Linked DNA regions of Homo sapiens: region 2 is linked to region 1. The links are chromatin loops, found by intact Hi-C in ENCODE. Cell type or tissue: A673. All regions are shown on one strand. Region 1 overlaps GLI3 (GLI family zinc finger 3). Region 2 overlaps GLI3 (GLI family zinc finger 3).

What was found. A loop is a pair of places that touch in the nucleus more often than their neighbours do. Peaks named below come from ENCODE experiments on the same cell type or tissue, not always from the same donor. Only the 100,000 strongest peaks of a DNase experiment are listed, where the experiment ranks them.
Region 2: a loop joins it to region 1, with 3.0 times the contacts of the local background. A loop is called at or near these places in 3 of 110 quality-filtered maps.

The regions. Positions count from the first base shown.
Region 1 is chr7:42,231,191-42,233,690 of GRCh38, forward strand. The region is part of intron 1 of GLI3 (GLI family zinc finger 3); the gene reads right to left. Among named protein-coding and RNA genes, the nearest start is that of GLI3, 4.8 kb to the right of the region's middle. In A673, no CTCF peak of the experiment used is centred here; DNase peaks (open chromatin) are centred at 1,321 and 2,151; H3K4me3 peaks cover 2,059 bases; H3K27ac peaks cover 2,500 bases.
Region 2 is chr7:42,143,256-42,145,755 of GRCh38, forward strand. The region is part of intron 3 of GLI3 (GLI family zinc finger 3); the gene reads right to left. Among named protein-coding and RNA genes, the nearest start is that of GLI3, 93 kb to the right of the region's middle. In A673, no CTCF peak of the experiment used is centred here; DNase peaks (open chromatin) are centred at 1,166 and 1,536; H3K4me3 peaks cover 1,398 bases; H3K27ac peaks cover 2,298 bases.

The sequences.
Region 1 (2,500 bases):
AAATATTAGACCAATAACCTGTTGCATGTTAAAATCATCTACAGCTATCCCAAAGGTATTTAACATTTTTTTGTGAAGTACTACTTACCATATTTTATCCTCCCAACTTTTAAACTTTTGATCCTTGATTCTTAATTGCAGATTTAAAAGCAATACTTTCAGAATTTAAGCATTTATAATTAAGGATTATCCAGTAAAAATTACCCCATGGTCCACTTACCCTATAAACTTTGCTTGTTCACAGACAGAATTCTTTAGCTGTCTTATTTTTCTGCCTTGCATGTACAAAACTGCCAGTGTAACCTACACCAAACTACACACCCTCTCAATGAAACTCTCTGATATGGAATTTCATTGTAGTATCCACAGTTCAAACAGCAGACACTGTCCTGAAGTGGCATGGCCTGCTCCACACGTCTGGCCACTGGATTCCAGGTTTCCATACATCAGAGTCATTAAGGCTTCAATCTTAAGCTGCTGGATGAAATTTCTCTACACACTGCTAACTTTCTTCAGACTGAATCATTCTTTTTAAAAATATCACAAAATGAAATCAATAATAGGGCTTAACTATCTCAGTCCTTCATTACTGCAATTTGAAACTTATCTTTCATCTAAATGGTGAGTTTTCAGTCTCTCTTTGTACAAATCAATAGTTTGTAATGTAAAGCACTCTGGAGCCTTCCTAGGCATTTCATGCAATCTTCAAAAAAAAAAAAAAGTTAAAGTAGCAAAAGTTAAAAATTTCCACATGAAAATAAGCAATATAATGTCACACTACCTTCTGAAGTTACTCCAATAAAGATTTAAGTAAAAGTGCACTTATCCCCCATTACTTAATTAATTTAATTTTGTGGCATAAGAATTATAGAAGTACACAATCAAATGCTTGTGGTCAAAATGTACTCCTGTGCCACCCTCCCCCACCACCTAGCCCCCTCCCCTCTTAAAAAAGAAAAGAAAAGCCCCTCTAGCTGTTTCAGGCCAGCAGTCAATCCAATTTACTGCAGGTACAATTTATATGTACAGTGCATGCCACAACAAAACCACAGTATGATGCCAACACGGCCCTTAAGAAAGTTTTCCCCTAAATCTCTGGAAAGGAGCTTTAAAAGAAAGCAAGGATTACAGTCAGCTAGAAGGTAGGGAGGGGACTTACCTCAAACCCAGTCAAGCGGAAATCAGAGCAGTAATTCTACAAGTCGACAGAGTACACTTTCAAAGCTATAATGGTGTGAAGAAGTGCTGGGCAGCATGGCCTGAAGGCAGCACTAATACACTGATGACTAATGGCTGGGCCCGGGCAGACAATGAATTTGGGGCTTGAACACTAACAGAAACCATGCAGTACTTTGACAAATGGGCTTTCACAATTTCATTCATTGAATAACCTTTAAGCACAAAACTGGCTAGCGTTCTCTTGGGAATTATATGACATGTTGTTGGACAATGATGTAAGTATTTTCTTTTTTAATTATGACTCCTATGCAAAATGCAGAAGTGCCATATATGAGAGTACAACTATAGATACCACAGATGCAGATGTGGAGCTCAACACAATATTGCCTTTCAGGAGGGGGCTGAAATGTTCCAAAGCCACCTTATTAACTATGTAATGGCTTTTTCATTCAGCTTCTTTAGAAGGCCATAGATTTTCTGAGACATTTTGTCGGGTTGAAATATATACACACAGAACAAAAAACACTTTCACATTTAAAAAAACCAAAAGACACTCACAGAGGTAATGAGTAGTGAAGAAATTTGGCACTCAAATATAGCGCATTTAGAATTACAAGTGGAAAAAGTCTCTCATTTTCAGGGGCCAGGCAAAAGAAAAGTGCCATAAAACAATTGAGACACCATGTAAAGTTTGCGATCAAATGTACTTCCAAACACATTTAACATTCAATTTCTTTCAAACAGCTCTCCTCCCTCTCCCTGGAGTGACTGGCCTTTCAATTTAAAAATAATAATTATGGCAATTTTTAAAAAAGAGAATGAAATATCTAAAGTGGCTCTAAATTAACAAGTACCACTTACTCCAGACAGCATTGCCTTTAGCAGCTCCTAAAAACTTAAGAAAAGGATCTTAAAACAGGAAGCTTAGTGAGCTCATAAAACTGTTGCTGGAGCCAGGAACACATAGCATATTTAATCTGCAAACTGTGAGAGTCTACAGTGATTTCAGCAAGATCTGAGGCATGCCCTCAAGGTTTGCTGGGATCTGGGATTAGGGGGTTGATAAGAACCTCCACTGCCCATGGACATGTTTTTCTTCTGCAGTTAAACACAAATGCATAGAGACGTTTGACTGCTGCTTGGCGTTACTGCTCAAGTTATATAAAAGCTTTGCAGCTCCTTTTGCTGTCAATATATCAAAGTTTAAAAAAAATCATCAAAGTGTGAAATTTCATTTAAAGTCTTCGCCAGTCTACAGCTCTATTTCACAGGCCCATCAAATAAAAGTAAAGATGAAAAATACACTGAAAATACTTGAAAA
Region 2 (2,500 bases), 88 kb before region 1:
AACAAAGCATTTCTGATTGGCTCATCAACTGTTCTCCAAAGATGTAAAAGACAGTCTGGATGAGAAGAGAACTAAGAGCTCAGGGAACTGTCACTGCCTTTGCAGTTTGGTCAAGACAAAACTGTTCATTTATGCCTCTTAGGCATTTTTGTCTCTCACAGTCTCAAGATGACACTTGGATAGTAAGAGAGAGAAGTATGAGCAAGTGTACCTATTAAATATGTAAAATATACATCCTCTCTTCCATTCACTCAGAAGATGTATTTCTAAAGGGATGTGGAAAGTCACCTAATATAAAGACAGACAGGTAGAAAAAAAATCTATGCAGTTTTTTAGCACACAAGAATGCAAGTGGGCTTAGCACAACAGCCTTCCACAGAAAATAAATGCAAGCCAATTAAAAATTCAGGGTTTTTTCTTTAAGCTAATTCCTCAGGTTTTGCTAATTAGCAACCAATAGTTCTGTCATCTGAGCTGGGGAACATAGGAAGAATACCAGTGGTATGTTTTCAATCAAAGCATTTGCATGGAAGAATGAATCATATTTTCCATGAAGAACTACTGCTTAGGAGCAGTTGGGGGCAGAAGAAAAGCAGCCTTCACACAACTATAAAACTGTAAAGGAGACCTGAAATTTTTTAAAAAGCAGGCATCTTTCTGCTCCCTTTACCAAAGCCAGCAGAGACCCTATAATATGACATGACTAGTGAATCCGAGAAACTTTGCACAAAGATCCCTGCAGGAAGAGTTTAAAAACTAGACTCTTGACAGTAAGACAGAAGACAATGCAACACATGTTTTCTGTAAAAGGGAAGCGAATAAAAGTTAAGTGTCGGCCAGGGTACAGGAATGCTTTAACTATTATGTCACCTGCCTTTGAAAGTTTATAGAAGATAAATGCATGGCAGTCAATGAAAGCAGGGAGAGATGGCGGTTAGAAATACCTGGCTACAGACAGAGCATGGGCAGAAGAAAATTGCTGAGGAATCTTTGGGCAGAGGATGGGGCTTCTTACCCTGACTCTGATACAAGATCAGGTCCTCCAATCTAACCCCTACCACGCTCCCCCAAATTATAAAGCGCCAGTGATCCTGTAGCTGAAAGCCTGTCAACACCACGCCATGTCTGAGTCATGCATCTAAAACGTCTACTTTTGCGCCTTGATATACAGCCCGTCCACTGCGACCCTTCATGAGAGAATACCCCCGTATCCCCCCGGGAGATTTTATTCTAAACATATGCTGTGAATGTTTGAAGTGCCCGCTGTCCCTGAGTTTTCTTTTTTCTTTTTTTTTTAAGCCACAAAACCTAAAATACTTTGATTTTTGCCTAACTACAATTTCTGAAGATGCAACATTGCATACCCAAATATAATAAAATCTTGTGCAATAAAAATTTTACAGATGTCCTTCTGAAGGGGAAAAAAAAACAAAAATGGTTTTCCCTTTTCCGGTCTTACAGGAAGCCTGCCCACACTTTAGAAATACAAAGTTCATATATATAGAAACACAAATTAGGCATCTTGGAGAGTCTACAATTTCCAACCACAGAGAAATGAAGGAATTGCTGTGAGTGTTCACATGGCCAGCCCACTGGATTAGAGGAGTCTTTTCTTTTGACCGGCTCAGCAGAGCTAGCAAATAACTCAAGGGCAAGGGGACTGGCCTAAAAAGATGTTTCTGAACTTGAGCTACTGAAGGTCTGCAATGCGCTTGTATTGTTGACAGGGCCCACGACTGAGACAAGCTATGCCCACAAGATAAACAAATGTGACCAAAACTGTATGTCTCATTTTAAAAAGAGGGCATTTCTTCATACACTAAAAAATTCATGGAAAATTTATCACCTTCAATTCACATCAATCATTAGCTTTGCCTGGATAATTAAATCCATGTGAGCAGATAGATTTTATTATAAAGTATCTCAAAAAATACTTGTGATACTGGCAGGAGATTAAGTAATCCAACAGAGTTCTAAAGAAAAAGTAAAGTCATATCCCATATGATGCTGAGGCTTAGTTTAGGATGTCTTTAAATATTCAATATGAATAAATAATACTATATCTTTTATGTTCCTGCATGTATTAAAGTTTGCATTTGTTACATAAAACACTTTCTGCTAAGAATTTAAAATGTTAACACTTCTCAAACTCATTTAAAATCTTTACAATTTCTTCACTTACAAAACAGAAAAAAGTTATAGTCGATCTACTGAGGTTGACTGAGAAAAGATTATGTTCAGAAGGCCACAGTGCACAGCTCTAACGACACCACAGTTACAGGTTTGCAGTTTGCTCAATTCTTAATCTGTGTTATAGAAGAAACTGGTCTCAGGCAAGCAGGTGACCAGGTCTGGCAAGAAAGAAAGAAAAAAAAAAAAAACAGTCTACACTGAATCAAATACAAGTGCAACCCTCACAAACATGACTTAGAGAGTCAACTTATCACATATTGATGATGATGAGGAGGAGGAGGATGATGATGTAGAAGAGAAGGAAAAA